2 separate regions of the Homo sapiens genome follow, and region 2 is linked to region 1. Evidence: read pairs that join two places in POLR2A ChIA-PET (ENCODE). Cell type or tissue: Panc1. All regions are shown on one strand. Region 1 overlaps TYW1 (tRNA-yW synthesizing protein 1 homolog). Region 2 overlaps TMEM248 (transmembrane protein 248).

Region 1 (8,000 bases):
TAGTTTAAAATAGAAGGAATCCTTTGCCTTTTGTTTTCTGAGATGAAGTCTCGCTATGTTGCCCACGCTGGTCTCAAACTCCTGGGCTCAAGCGACCCTCCCGCCTCAGCTACCCAAGTAGTTTGCTTTGTTTTTTTTAATCTAAAAGCAAAGGTGTGAGCTTGATAAAGAAGTCTTGTGGTGAAGCAAAATGAAAAAATCTCAACCTTGAAAGCATTTAAATTATCTGAAGCAATTCTATAGCAAGTCTTTATAATTCCTCTACAAATCATGTAAAAAATTGATAAGACATGGCAGTATTTGCCCTCAAAAGCCTCTGTCACCACAAAACATCACCAGCTTATTTGCTTAACCCAAAGGCCAGATAAATCCAAAACTGGACCGAGGTCCATGACACTGGCCTCTGACCACTATGCCCAAAGCTCCACAGACACCTTCTTGGGGTTTTAAACAGAGACTTCTGTCCCCTACAAAATGAACAGACTCCAAAGGACGGCCATGGAATACTGTCCCTGTCCCTTCACTAGAGAAAGTATCTATTATAAAATGTGAGTGTTGCAACCCCAGAGTCAGTCATAAGGGCAATGATTAAAAGTCTTGAGCACTCAGGACAAACAAAATTCATCACTCCTTCCCACTAAGGCAGCTCAGTCCTATCCTCCATATGCAGTAGTAATTTCGTTTCTGAAAAGAAATGTAATGGTTTATAACACTCCGCAAGGGAGTTGAATGCACCATTCAAATTCTAACTCTAATCTGCTAGGTGCAGACATTGTTTACTCTCTGCCCAGAATGTAACAATATAACAACCATGTAAGATCCATATATTTTTGTGTATTTATTCATTTATAGCTGTTACATGGCCTAAACAGAAATAAATAAGATCCCAGAATCAGCCAACCTTGATTTCTTCCTCTCCTGTACCATCCCATTTAAAGATGAGTGGCCAAGTTCTGTAACCACATAACTAGCCCAATCTGGTTCAATTATGTGTAGTAAACTAGTAAGTTGTATTTCAGTTGCCACGAACCCCCAGGTTGTAGGTCAGGTAACTCGAGCACAGATGAACCCAGTGTGCCCAATGCGTGATACCAGAGGCAATCAGAACTAAAAAGTCAACCACAAGCAGAACCAAAGGGCTCGGATCAGGGAAAAGAGAGAATTAAGAAGCAAGCCTCGGCATCACCTCAGGGCATGCGCCAATCAGATCATGTCTTGGCATCACCTCACGGCATGCTCCAATCAAATCACACCTCCTGGCTTCACTTCGTTGCAAGATCCAATCAGATCACACTTCACTAATTATACTGCCTCATATTAATCCCTCTGCCTATAAAACCTGCCCCAGCCTCTAACTCAGGGAGACAGATTTGAGTGTTTCTTCCTATCTCCTTGCCAGTCGACTCCCAATAAAGCCTTTCTTTTTTTAAAAGCCAGTGCCACAGTATTGGCTTCTATATACATCCAGCAGTGAGCCCATTGCCCAGTAAAACAGTTCTAGGGTTTCATTTCCCAACATAACTGTTCTCTCCATCTACAATGCCACCATTCTTGTCCACGGCCTTGATTTCTCCTAAGGGACAATGGCAAAAGCCAAACTAAATGGCCTCCCTGTCTCCAACCTCTACTTCCACTCCTCCCATCTCCCATACCCATCACACTTGCCTTGAAAGAAAACTCATGTCCTCGCCAAGCTGCAGTGGCCTGACATGCAACCAGGAAAGGCAATTATGAGCTAACTTCCTAAGCACTTATGAAAATGGCAATGAATACACAAAACGTTCTTTATAAACTGACAGGACTACATGAATCTTACAGAATAATAGTAATAAAGCAGTGGTGCTAATGTTTTTTGTTTGTTTTTGTTTTAAATATCATACGATACTGGTTGGGTACAGTGGCTCATGCCTGTAAACCCAGGACTTTTAGAGGCCAAGGCAGGAAGACTGGTTGAGCCAAGGAATTGGAAACCAGCCTGGGCAACATAGTGAGATCTCAGCTCTACAAAAAAAAAATTTTTTTTTAATTAGCCAGGTGTGGTGGCATGTGCCTGTCATCTGAGCTACTTGGGAGGCTGAGGTGGCAGAATCACTTGAGCACAGGAGTTCAAGGCTGTGGTGAGCTATGATCACACCACTGCACTCTAGCATGGGTTACAAAGCAAGACCCTGTCTCTAAAAATAAAAAAAATTTAAAAAAAAAATCATACGATACCACTTAATTCATTTTGATACCATCATCCCAGAAACCACAGTACCACCCAATTTTGCCTAGGATAAAAACAAGGCCAAAACCTGATTTGCTGAAGACTTTAAGGTAAAATGCTATATAGTTGGAAACTGACAAACATGAGTTTTACAACAAACAAGCTTTTTCTTACCAAAACATACATTTCTCCTGGGAAAGAGTCTTTCTGATTGTTTGATCCTTTTTTACCATCAAGTGATTCCTTTTCTTATCAATTCCTATAGAAAAGGTTGGCTTGGCCGGGTGTGGTGGCTCACGTCTGTAATCCTAGCACTTTGGGAGGTGGAGGTGGGTGGATAACCTGAGGTCAGCAGTTTGAGACCAGTCTGGCCAACATGGTGAAACCCCATCTCTACTAAAAATACAAAAATTAGCCGGGCATGGTGGCAAAGGCCTATAATTTCAGCTACTGGGGAGGCTGAGGCACGAGAATCACTTGAACCCAGGAGGCAGAGGTTGCAGTGAGCCGAGATGGTGCCACCGCACTCCAGCCTGGGCAACAGACTCTGTCTCAAAGAAAAGAAAAAGAGAAGATTGGCTACAGAACGCCCAAATTCTCTAGAGGTCATTTTTCTAGACAGTCAACCTGGCTAGGCCTGGAGCCATGCCAGCACAGGATGGGCCTTCAGTAAATGTTGGTTGAATAAATGAAGAAATGCCTCAAAACTATCAGACAGCTATTTCCAGACCCGGAAACTTAGACCATACTTCTTTTAGTAACTAATTCTAAGCCTGGTAACTTTCAATATTAAAAACTCAGGTCGGACGTGGTGGCTCACACCTGTAATCCCAGCACTTTGGGAGGCTGAGGCGGGCAGATCACTTGAGGTCAGGAGTTCTAGAACAGCCTGGCCAACATGATGAAACCCATCTCTTCTGAAAATACAAAAATTAGCCAGGCGTGGTGGCATGCGCTTGTGGTCGCAGCTATTCAGGAGGCTGAGGCAGAAGAATCACTTGCACCTAGCAGGCAGAGGTTGCAATGAGCCAAGATCACACCTGGGCAACAAAGCAAGACTTCATCTCAAAAAAAAAAAAAAAAAAACTCTTATTCATGCTTAATTATACATGAAGTAGAGTTTTAATATTAATCTAAACTAATAAAAATTATATCACTGAAAAGGAATCACAGTAAAAAATTAAATTATTAATATTTAATAACTTTTGCTGCAATTTAACCCCACATTTAGATTCCTATTTCTTTAATAAATGAATCTCCAAGATATCACTCACTAGTCATGGTTCAGTTTTAAAATGACCAATTTTCACCATTACGCAAAGCTTTTGTATATACTGAGTTCTAAAAATGCCTTTTGAACTGGTGGAAAAGCAGCGTGCCCAAGCGTGTCAAGAGCTTTACTCTGACACCGTAATTCTATTTTGGATAACCTACCTTAACAAGATAACATGGGGACTCATTGCTAAGTGCTCCTAGCTACAGAGACCATGGTGAGTCAAGATGGTTTAAGGGCAGTGTATTGGGGTTGAAAGGATATCACCTCTTGTTTCTAGGTGAAGTAAACACTCCAAAGCCTTAAAAATAATTCTGAAACTAGCTTCCTGTTATTCCACTGCAATACCAACAGAAATTTATAATCAGAACTGGACATACTGAGATCCTTCTGCAATTTAAATAGCTGGCAAATGGAAATGTTTCTCCAGTGAGTAACTGTCAAGCATTTGCCATTTATTTCCAAAATTAATGATGCTGATGTTAGTGTTTGTCTGCTTAGCCAGAACATTGCTGTGGGGATTATTTAGCAACATTTATTTACTGCAGGAAAAAAAAAAAAAAAAGTAGCAATGGGCTTTACATTTACAAACCACAACATAAGAGAAAGAGAAAATAAACAATATAAAAATTATCAGGCTCCTCCTGACTCATGGTTCTCTAAACACTACAGCTTCTCTTCTGAGAACCACTCCTCCCTGGGGAAGCAGCCAAGAGGAGTGACACAGACAGATGGAGTCCAGGCTTGAGCCTGTCAACTTACCAGCCAACTGACGATGGACAAATTGCTTAAACTAAGCCTCAGTTGCTATCTGTTAAATGGTAAATTGCAGATGATAATAGTTTGATCATCTCAAGGTCACTGTGAGGATTGAGTGAGATAATCTAGTATGTATTTTGATTTCTCCTTTTTTCCTTTATTTTTTGAGACAGGGTTGTCTCAGGCTGTTGCCTAAGCTGGAGTACAGAGGCACAATCTCTGCTCACTGAAACCTCCATCTCTCAGGTTCAAGCGATTCTCCTGCCTCAGTCTCCCGAGTAGCTGGGATTACAGGCGTGTGCCACCACATCCCACTAACTTTTGTATTTTTAGTAGAAATGAGGTTTCGCCATGTTTGCCAGGCTGATCTTGAACTCCAGACCTCAGGTGATCCACCAGCCTCAGCCTCCCAAAGCTCTGGGATTACAGGCATAAGCCACTGCACCCGGCCTCCTAATATTTTAAACCTACACTGGAACTCTCCTCTCTCCCCACACCCGCTAACCCATTCTCCAATTCAATCAAATCACATTGCCTCCCACTGCCTTCAGGAGAAAGCTCAGCCCCCTCCACTGCAGGACTTGAGAAGCCTCTAGGATCCTACCCCATCTTCCTTCTCTATGTCACAGCTCCAAATATCCCTACCCCCAGTCAACTCTAGGCACACCAAACTGTTTAGGGTTCCCCAAACATGCCACCCCTAACACCCTATTCCTCCCATATCTCCATCTGTCTCCCTAACATTCCAGTGTTTCAAACTTTAGTGCTCTAGTTCTTAGAAACCACTCTCATACTTCAAATTATCTTCAGTCCTAGAAGAAGTCTTAAATAGTACTACAGAGGGAGGGAGGTAGAATACCAAGGTGGTGTTTTGGTAGGACCAAATCTATCCTATTTGAAGACATATACTTATATAAGCTAATTATTAACTATTATAGTTAATATATTCTAATTCTAATTATATTGAAATAATTAGTTAATATTATATTCTAATTCTAATTATATATTATACTAATAATATATAATTATATCAGAATAATTAGTTAAAATTATATTCTAATTCTAATTATATAATTGTTATATAATTCTAATATAATTATATAATTCTAATATAATTATATATTAATTCTAATATAATTATATAATTCTAATATAATTATACATTAATTCTAATAGAATTAGAATATAATGTTATTATATAAAAAATATATTAACTACTATACAAGAAAATACAATGCGGCTGGATTAACTTTTTCAATCTACATAAGAACTTTATAAGGCAGATACTGTTATCTCCCACATTACAAATGAGAAAACGGAAGCACAGAGGGGTAAAATAATTTGTCCAGATACACAAGCTGAGACGTATGACTCCATGAAAGTTAGTGAGTATTACTCAAAAACCAGTCTTACAATGACAGTGCTTCGACCCAACTCTTAAGCACTGGCACGTACTACTTCCCTCGACAGTAACAACTAAGGCAATTTCATGTGGTGTGTCATGGATGATCACGCGGAAAGCATTCGGGGAATGTGTGAGCCAGCCCCAAAGAAAATGCCAGAAAAAGCCAGGCTCAGTGGCTTGCACCTGTAATCCCAGCACTTCGAGAGGCTGAGGCAGGTGGATCACCTGAGGTCAGGAGTTCAAGACCAGCCTGGCCAACATGGCGAGGCACTGTCTCTACTAAAAATACAAAAATTAGCCGGGCGTGGTGGCGGGTGCTATAATCCCACCTACTGGGGAGGCTGAGGCAGAATTGCATGAACCCGGGAGGCGGGGGCTGCCATGAGATGATATTGTGCCACTGCACTCCAGCCTGGGCAACACAGCAAGACTGTCTCAAAAAAAAGAAAAGAAAAAACAAAATGCCAGAAAAAGAAAAGAAAAAGAAAAGCCAAGCAGTAAAAACCTCCAATGCCAAGTTTAGTATCCCATATCCCATAGAAATCGAAAACAAGATCTATTTGAACACCCTGCTGTAACCTAACAATCATGAAAAATGAAAACTGGTAGCTTATTTTGTGTCATACCAAAATTGGGAAAAAACACGTATTTTTCCCAAAGACCTGATGATTTTATGAGAGATTTTTATGAGAAATCTGAAATATCATAAACCAGCTGCTTAAAGCTCATAAAGCCCAAAATCATTTCATTTCAAAAAAATAATGTACATGGATGTCTGAAATCTTCATTAGTGTTTTCTCCAGTGCCCTCTAATGGCCATAAGATGAAAAAGCAAAGAAAATTACATACCCACAAATTATCCCAAACTCTTCACCCACTATAAACAAAGTTTTTAAATTCTTTTTCTTTTTTTTTTTGAGATAGGGTCTCACTCTGTCACCCAGGCTGGAGTGCAGTGGCGTGATCTCGGCTCACTACAACCTCCGCCTCCTGGGATCAAGCAATCCTCCCACCTCAGCCTCCCAGTAGCTGGGATTATAGGCACGCACCATCACCCCCAGCTAATTTTTGTATTTTTCGTAGAGATAGGGTTTCGTCATGTTGCCCAGGCTGGTCTCAAACTCCTGAGCTCAAGCGATCCACTTGTCTAGGCTTCCCAAAGAGCTAGGATTACAGGCATGAGCCACTGCGCCCTGCTAAACAAAGCTTTTAAATAAAGCTTAACCTGGTAGAAAATACAAAAATCTCTCAATCAGCTATCACATGCATCATTTTCAGACAATTTCACCAATGAAAATTACTCAGATTTTTAATTAAGAGTCATAACATTACACATTCACGTTGACCCAGTATATCAATATGGGGAATGTGTAAATGTAGGAAAACATTCATACATTTTTCAAAAGTAAGAAAGGTCTCAGACCAGTGTTAATTATAAGAGCAGAAAACTTGAAAGCACATCAAATGACCAACTCTAAGAAAATGTATAAGCAAATTTTAAATGTTTAAGCAAGGCCAGGCCCGGTGGCTATCCTAGCACTTTGGGAGGCCAAGGCGGGCGGATCACTTGAGGTCAGGAGTTCAAAATTACCCTGGCCAACACGGTAAAAACCCCATCTCTACAAAAAATACAAAAATTAGGCAGGCATGGTGGCACATGCCTGTAATCCTAGCTACTCGGGAGGCTGGGATGGGAGAACTGCTTGAACCCAGGAGGCGGAGGCTGCAGTGAGCCAAGATTGCACCACTGCACTCCAGCCTAGGTGACACAGTGAGACTCCATCTCAAAAAAAAAAAATAGACCAGGCATGGTGGCTCATGCTTGTAATCCCAGGACTTTGGGAGGCCAAGGCAGGTGGATCACAAGGTCAATGGATCAAGACCATCCTGGCCAACACGGTGAAACCCCGTCTATACTAAAAATACAAAAATTAGCTGGGCGTGGTGGCACGTACCTGTAGTCCCAGCTACTCAGGAGGCTGAGGCAGAACAATCACTTGAAAGAGGGAGTAGAGGCTGCAGTGAGCCGAGATCGCGCCACTGCACCCCAGCCTGATGACAGAGTGAGACTCTGTCTCAAAAAAAAAAAAGTAATTAAAAAAATAATAAAATGCTCATTTCAATGTCTGTCGGGCTTTTCAAGATTATAAAGCACTTTCATATACAACAACTCTATGTTCCTCAGGAAAGGAGATTAAAGCTAGGGAAGGTTAAACTGTACCTTTAGATCACCAAGTTACAATCTGGCTGGACCAGACCTTGTACCCATATTCCATCTACTTGTCATTCTTTTTTTTTTTTTTGAGACGGAGTCTCACACTGTCACCCAGGCTGGAGTGCAGTGGCGGGATCTCGGC
Region 2 (8,000 bases), 82 kb after region 1:
ACCAGGCTGGAGTGCAGTGGCACACTCGGCTCACTGCAACCTTCACCTCCCAGGCTCAAGTGATTCTCCTGCCTCAGCCTCCTGAGTAGCTGGGACTACAGGCATGCACCACCACCACCCAGTCAATTTTTGGTTTTTTTTGTTTGTTTTTTTTTGAGATGGAGTCTTGCTCTGTCACCCAGGCTGGAGTGCAGTGGCGAGATCTCGGCTCATTGCAAGCTCCGCCTCCCGGGTTCAAGCCATTCTCCTGCCTCAGCCTCCAGAGTAGCTGGGACTACAGGCGCCCGCCACTACGCCTGGCTAATTTTTTTGTATTTTTAGTAGAGACGGGGTTTCACTGCATTAGCCAGGATGGTCTCGATCTCCTGACCTCGTGATCCGCCCGCCTCGGCCTCCCAAAGCGCTGGGATTACAGGTTTGAGCCACCGTGCCTGGCCCTAATTTTTGTATTTTTAGTAGAGATGGGGTTTCACCATGTTGGCCAGGATGGTCTCAATCTCTTGACCTCGTGATCCACCCTCCTCGGCCTCTGAAAGTGCTAGGATTACAGGCATGAGCCTCCGCACCTGGCCCAAATTTTTCTTAACTTTCAAGGTCAAGGGTACAGGTTCAGGTTTGTTACGTAGGTACACTTGTGTCATGGGGGTTATTTCATCACCCAGGTATTAAGCCTAGTACCCATTAGTTGTTTCTCCTGATCCTCTCCCTCCTTCCACTCTCCGCCCTCTAATAGGCCCCAGTGCGTGTTGTTTCCCTCTATGTGTCCATGTGTTCTCATCATTTAGCTCCCACTTATAATCAAGAACATGCGGTATTTGGTTTCCTGTTCCTGCGTTTAGTTTGCTAAGGGATATCTTTTTTAGAATTTTTTTTTTTAAAGGAGCCTGCATCCTGACTAAACATCAGCATGCCTTCACCATGCTGTGACCCAGGCAGCTGCAGGATCTTCCCAGCAGAATGTTCCCTTGAACATTCTCAGACACTGATAAAGGCATCTAGATTGTTGCTCGAAACACTGGAAAAAAAAAAAAAAACTGGTCCTGAGCCAAATTTCTCATACTCTCATAAAAATTCCTGTCCCTGAGCCCCTCACTGAAGACATACCTAGGTAGAACCTCCCTTTTCTCTCACTGTTGTGAGGATCACTGCAGCCCTCCTAAGTAAATTCCCCTAATAAATGTTCTGGCCTGATCACCCTGGCAGTTAGTGTTTCTTTCTTTAGAATCTCAACCAGCCCCAGCTGCTGCGGTGGCTCACGCCTGTAATCCCAGCACTTTGGGAGGCCGACGGGGGCAGATCACTTGAGGTTAGAAGTTTGAGACCAGCCTGGCCAATATGGCGAAACCCTGTCTCTACTAAAAATACAAAAAAAAAAAAAAAAAAATTAGCTGGGCATGGTGACAGGCGCCTGTAATCTCAGCTACTCGGGAGGCTGAGGCAGGAAAATCGCTTGAGCCCAGAAGGTGGAGGTTGCAGTGAGCTGAGATCGCGCCATTGCACTCCAGCCTGGGTGACAGAGCAAGACTGTCTCAAAAAAGGGCTGGGTGCAGTGGCTCACACCTGTAATCCCGGCACTTTGGGAGGCCAAGGTGGGCAGATTGCCTGAGGTGAGGAGTTCAAGACCAGCCTGACCAACATGGTGAAACGCCGTCTCTACTAAAAATACAAAAATTAGCCAGGTGTGGTGGCGTGCACCTGTAATCCCAGCTACTTGGGAGGCTGAGACAGGAGAATCGCTTGAACCAGGGAGGCGGAGGTTGCAGTGAGCCAAGACCGGGCCATTGCACTCCAGCCTAGGCAACAAGAGTGAAACTCCGTCTCAAAAAAAAAAAAAAAAAGGAGCTGCGTGTGGTGGCTCGCGTCTGGAATCCCAGCACTTTGGGAAGCCAAGGTGGGCAGATCACCTGAGGTCAGGAGTTTGAGACCAGCCTGGCCAATATGGCAAAACCCCGTCTCTACTAAAAATACAAAAATTAGCCGGGCATGGTGGTGGGGACCTGTAATCCCAGCTACTTGGGAGGCTGAGGCAGGATAATTGTTTGAACCAGGAGGTGGAGGTTGCAGTGAGCTGAGATTGTGCCATTGCACTCAAGCCTGGGCAACAGAGCGAGACTCCATCTCAAAAAAATAAAAAATAAAAATAAAAAGACAAAATTCTTGATAGCTAGCATGTTGGCATTCAGAGTCAGAACTCTCCCAGCTGTAAAAGATTTTTTCTAGATCAGTGTCTTGAAACTGCAGGCTGCCTTCCATTTGTGGGCCATGCGATCAATGTACTGGTCACGCCCTGTGTTTTAGTTAAACGAAAAGAGACTAAATGGAAACGTGTCAGTGTGTGTCCTATGCAGTGAGGGTGATTATCATGTAGTGAAACTTGTTTCTGTTACATACACATCCTTTCAGAGACTGGTTCTCATACCCCCACAACGAATGTTAAGAAGCCACAGCACAGATAGCATCACGGTGATGAAGGACTAGGGCTTAGGGAAGATTCTCTTTGCTTGGTGAACTCTCCTCTCCAAAGGGTAACCAAGGTTGACACACCAGCTGCATTCTCGGACACCTCCACTTACCATTTCCTGTAATTCCGGCACTTTGGGAGGCTTAGGTGACAGGATTGCTTGAGGCCAGGAGTTTGAGAACAGCCTGCGAAACTGCATCTCTACCAAAAAATACTTCTTTTTTTTTTAGACAGGATCTCACTCTGTCACCCAGGCTGGAGTGCAGTAGCACAATCATAGCTCACTGGAGCCTGGATCGCCCGGGTTTAGATGATCTTCACACCTCAACCGCCCAGGGAGGTGGGACTACAGGTGTGCGTCTCCATGCTTAGCTCATTTTTTTTATTTTTTCTAGTAACGGGGTTTTGCATGTTGGCCAGGCTGGTCTCAAACTACTGGGCTCAAGTGATCTGCCCACCTTGACCTCCCAAAGTGCTGGGATTACAGGTGTGAGCCACCATGCCCAGCCAAAAAATTCTTTAAAAAATTAGTTGCGCCTGTAATCCCAGCACTTTAGGAGGCGGAGGCGGGCGGATCATGAGGTCAGGAGTTTGAGACCAGCCTGACCAACATGGTGAAACCCGTCTCTACTAAAAATACAAGAATTAGCCGGGCGTGGTGGCGTGTGCCTGTAATCCCAGCTACTCAGGAGGATGAGGAAGGATGAATCACTTGAACCAGGGAGGTGGAGGTTGCAGTGAGCTGAGATTGTGCCACTGCACTCCAGCCTGGGCGACAGAACAAGACTCTGTCTCAAAAAAAAAAAAAAGTTAGTTGGGCTCAGTGTTGCACACCAGTAGTCCCAGCTGCTCAGGAGACCGAGGCAGGAGGATCGCTTGAGCCCAGGAGATTGAGATTACAGTGAGCTGTGACTGTGATCACACCAGTGCACTCCAGCCTGGGTAATACGAGACCCTGCCTCTAAAAAATAATTATAATAAAAAACTTAGCTGGACGTGATGGTGCCTGGATGTAATCTCAGCTACTCGGAAGGCTGAGGCAGGAAGACTACTTGAGGCTGGGAGGTCGAGGCTGCAGTGAGCTATGATCGTGCCACTGCACTCCAGCCTGGGCAACAGAATGAAACTCTATCTCTAAAAATAAATAAATAAACATTCACTGTGTGCCACACACTGTGTTGACGTGCTGAATCCTCACCACATTAAAATGAGTCCCACCATCCTTGTTTTACAGATGAGGGAACTGAGGCACAAGAGGCTCAGCCACAGATAGACGCAGAGACGCAGACGCGGTGGCTCATGCCTGCAATCCCAGCACTTTGGGAGGCTGAGACGGGTGGATCACCTGAGGTCAGGAGTTCAAGACCAGCCTGGCCATCATAGTGAAATTCCGTCTCTACTGAAAATATAAAAATTAGCTGGGTGTGGTGGCAGTTGCCTGTAATCCCAGCTATTCAGGAGGCTGAGGCAGGAGAACTGCTGGAACCCAGGAAGAGGTCACAGTGAGCCGAGATCGCGCCACTGCACTCCAGCCTAGGCAACAGACAGAGCAAGACTCCGTCTCAAAAACAAAACAAAAGGCTCAGCCACTTGGCAACAGTTACAGGCCTGTAGGAGTCAGGGTCTAAGCTCACACCCACCATGCTGTGCTTCAGCTCTGGGAGCTCCCTTCTTGGACTGTCTTTGGAGGAGCGTCTCCCTGTGCGTCCTCCTGCTGACCACCCCCTGGGGTCCCTCTGGCAGCAGCCTGGGGGAATCCTGTCCTCAGATGGGGAGACACGTCCCTACAGGACTCCTAGTCTCCACTTAGCAATGACCCAGGGCACCTGAGCATGGCTTCTGTGCACCAGGAGCACAGCCCGCCGCCTCCACATGGAGTGCCTGGGTCCAGAACTCCCCATGTTCATCTACAAATGGAGCCTCTTCCAAGATGTCTTTTTTTTTTCTTTTTTTTAGGCAAGGTCTTTCTCTGTTGCCCAGGCAGAGTACAATGGCGTCATCTTGGCTCACTGCAACCTCCGCCTCCCGGGTTCAAGTGATTCTCCTGCCTCAGCGTCCCGAGTAGCTGGGATTACAGATGTGCACCACCATGCCGAGCTAATTGTTGTATTTTTAGTAGAGACGGGGTTTCGCCATGTTGGTCAGGCAGGTCTCGAACTCCTGACCTCAGGTGATCCACCCACCTCGGCCTCCCAAAGTGCCGGGATTATAGGCGTGAGCCACCATGCCTGGCCCCAAGATGCCTTCTGTGAGCACCTCAACTGAAGTATCATGTCCATCCTCTCTATCCTGCTCCTCTTCACCTCCCCATGATCTGCCATCAGATGATGTATTTGTGTCTCCTTATGACTAGAAGGTAAGTGCCAAGAGGGCAAGCACTGTCTGTGAACTGTTGTATCTCCAGCTCTTAGAAGAGTGACCAGCAATAAGAGGATCCTGGGAAATGTTATTGAATGAGCAAAAAAGTTTGGAGGCACCAGGTGTGGTGGTGCACGCCTGTAATCCCAGCACTTCGGGGAGGCCAAGGTAGGAGAATCGCTTGAGCACAGGAGTTCGAGACCAGCCTGGGAAATACAGCAGACCCTGTCTCTACAAAAAAAATGTAAAAAATTATCTAGGCATGGTGGTGTGCACCTGTGGTCCCAGCTACTCAGTAGGCAGATGCGGGAGGATTGCTTGAGCCCAGGAGTTCAAGGTTACAGTGAGCCATGACTGAACCACTGCATTCCAGCCTCCTGGGTGACAGAGTGAGGCCCTGTCTCAAAAAAGAAAGGAGAGAGAGAGAAGTAAAGGAGGAAAGAAAGAAAAGAAAAAAGAATTTGGAGAAAAGAGACTGAATGTCAACAGCAAAACTCAACCCCTGCTTCTTTCCCCTTGGATGTAGCATGATTTACTGCCAAGTCTTCTAGCATTTTTTTTTTGAGACAGGGTCTCAGCCTGTCGTCCAGGAGGGAGTACAGGGGTGTGATCATAACTCAGTGCAGCCTTGACTTCCCAGGTTCAAGTGGTCCTCCCACTTCAGCCTCCCAAGTAGCTGGGACTATAGTCATGTGCCACCACCACGCCTGGCTAATTTTTGCATTTTTTGCAGAGCCGGGGTTGCCCAGGGTGGTCTCAAACTCCTTAGCTCAAGTGATCCTCCCGCCTTGGCCTCCCCAAGGGCTAGGACTCCAGGTGTGAGCACCATGGCCAGCCTCTTCTTGCAGTTTTTCAAACCACCCTAGTTCTCCCATCATCAACAACTAGCGTGATACGTGAAGTGTGCGTGGTCTTCAGAGGTGGAAACAATGTGGGCTCTCAAATGGGCAGGGATACGCTTATTTTGTTGAGACAAAGTCTTGCTCTGTTTCCCAGGCTGGAGTCCAGTGGCGTGATCTCAGCTCACTGCAACCTCCGCCTCCCAGGTTCAAGTGATTCTCTGGCCTCAGCCTCCCAAGTAGCTGCGACTACAGACACCCCCCACCACGCCCGGCTAATTTTTATATTTTCAGTAGAGACAAGGTTTCATTATGTTGGCCAGGCTGGTCTCGAACTCCAGGCAAGAATGTTTCTTTGAGACAGCAACTAAGTTCACAATGACCTTGAGTAGACTCCGGAGTGCTATAGTCTGTGCGTTCATTCCACTTTTGGGGGAATCCTTACAGATCCGTGAGTGTGAGGGAACTGGAAGCACAGGGGGCCCACCGGGAAAATGAAATGATTTTAAAGCAAAACCTCTGACCTGACTTGAGAACCTGGCACGTATCAGGTTTTACCAGGCTAAGACAGCAGAGAGACATGAGTTCTTCTCCTCCAAGGCGTATTCTGTACTGGGATGGAGGGGAATCACCACCTACACAAATACTTGAGTCCAAGGAGAGAGCAGGAAATAACACTGCGCTCCACGCAGAGTTTGCCTGTTCCAGGCAGGAGGCAGGGAGAGGTGGAGGCAGAAGGAACAAAGAGCTCATTGAGTAGCACCTTCCTCAACCATGAGACTGACCTTGCGACCCCAGCACCTGCTGGGGAGGGAAGGGAAGGGACACAGAGCCTCTGGCTGCTGGAAAGGGGAAGGATTCACATTAGTGAATACGATCTCCCTTTAGCTATGGAAACTGCAGAGGATGCACTGTCTTGGCAAAGGAGGTCTAGAGCGGGCCAGAGCTCTGCAACAGGAGACCGCAGAGCGGGCTGGGCACCTGCGGCTGGGCATACAGGCTTAGTGCATGCTGAGGGTTTATGTCACCGAGAGGGGTGTCTTGGAACTCCTATGTCTATTCAGTGCTCCCTGCTGGTATTTATTATTTACTTCCTTGGGCAGGATTAGGGTCAGGCCTGCAAGCACTTGTTGGTCTAGCAAGCTACAGGAGGTTTTGTACCCTCAGGGGGAAGATGCATGTGCTGGGTGAGGCTGCCTTCAGCAGAATAATGACCACCCCTCGTCCAAATGAGAAGTGACATTTCAAAGCAGCAGCTTGCAAAAAACCCTCAGCTGCTGATCGCACACGTTCTTCCCTTAGAAAACACCCATCCGGCTGGAGGAAGAAGACGCGGAGCAAATAAATTCAGATGTTTTATTCTGTAAAGCACATATGCACATACTTCAAACACGGAAAATTAATCTGGAAGTGAATGCCATAACAGATCAGCTACTGACCATCATGCAGCAAGAGGTGAAATGGACCCACTGGCCCTCAGGACCCCACAGTGCCTGCAGGAAGGGTGAAAACCCAGGAAGCTGAAGCCCTACACGCTGCCGAGGAAAACGCAACAGACATGGCAGGTGCCTCACGACAAGAAACACTTACAAATAGAATCAAAACTGATTCAAGTCATACAGTGAAAGGACAAAAGGAAAAAGGAAAGAGATCAATATGATCCGAAACAATCGTTTTAAGAGTAAGTTGCTGACCTTCTGCTGGCCCTCCAGTCCGAGATGCCTGAGGGTGAGCTGGTGCTCCTGCACGGGGCCGCCCTGAACAGCAAGCGCACTCCGTCTGTTGCACACTTCGAATCCTGAGGTCCACCAGCAAACTCTGGCTGAGCATTGAGCCTGGGAAGTGCCCAGATGGTGACAGGTCCCCTGGGCTTCCCGAGACTCGCTGGAGTCTCTTCAGGTCCTAGGCCTCTTCGTCCAGGCCCCCAGGCCTCCTCTCTCCCCTCAGCCTTCCTTTATAAACCTGATTGACTCTGCGTTTCTGTAAGATCTTTAAGAATTACTTGCTTAGGTGAATGTTGGATTTTAAAGTGTGTGTCCTGGCCTTGGGACAAGCCATCTGTCCAGGCATTTTTGGCACTTCCTTTCCTCACATCTAACAGTGTTGCCCCTCCCCTAGCTACAGATTCCAGCCACTCTCTGTCATTAAAACAAGGGTAACTAATATTAGCAACAAGCTGGATTGAACGAACCAGTGAAATTGGCTTTTTCACTGTTTTTCTCCTTTGATACCACTCTGCCAGCTATAAATCTATCCCTATAACTCTGCTTCATTGGGATTTTATTAATTCAATAGCAGCTTAATCTAAAATCTGATGGTCCTAATGATAATGACGTTTCTAG

Evidence for each region. ChIA-PET counts read pairs that join two places held together with the same protein. Peaks named below come from ENCODE experiments on the same cell type or tissue, not always from the same donor. Only the 100,000 strongest peaks of a DNase experiment are listed, where the experiment ranks them.
Region 2: POLR2A ChIA-PET joins it to region 1 with 11 read pairs; 2 of 35 experiments call an interaction of 5 or more read pairs at or near these places.

Annotation. Positions count from the first base shown.
Region 1 is chr7:67,039,404-67,047,403 of GRCh38, reverse strand. The region is part of intron 7 of TYW1 (tRNA-yW synthesizing protein 1 homolog); the gene reads right to left. Among named protein-coding and RNA genes, the nearest start is that of TYW1, 47 kb to the right of the region's middle. In Panc1, CTCF peaks have their summits at 6,277 and 6,490 (motif pointing left); a DNase peak (open chromatin) is centred at 4,133.
Region 2 is chr7:66,957,552-66,965,551 of GRCh38, reverse strand. TMEM248 (transmembrane protein 248) reads right to left here. Exons shown (of 7, transcript NM_017994.5): 7 at 7,001-8,000. Among named protein-coding and RNA genes, the nearest start is that of SBDS, 34 kb to the left of the region's middle. RefSeq lists a silencer at 883-1,083. In Panc1, no CTCF peak of the experiment used is centred here; no DNase peak of the experiment used is centred here.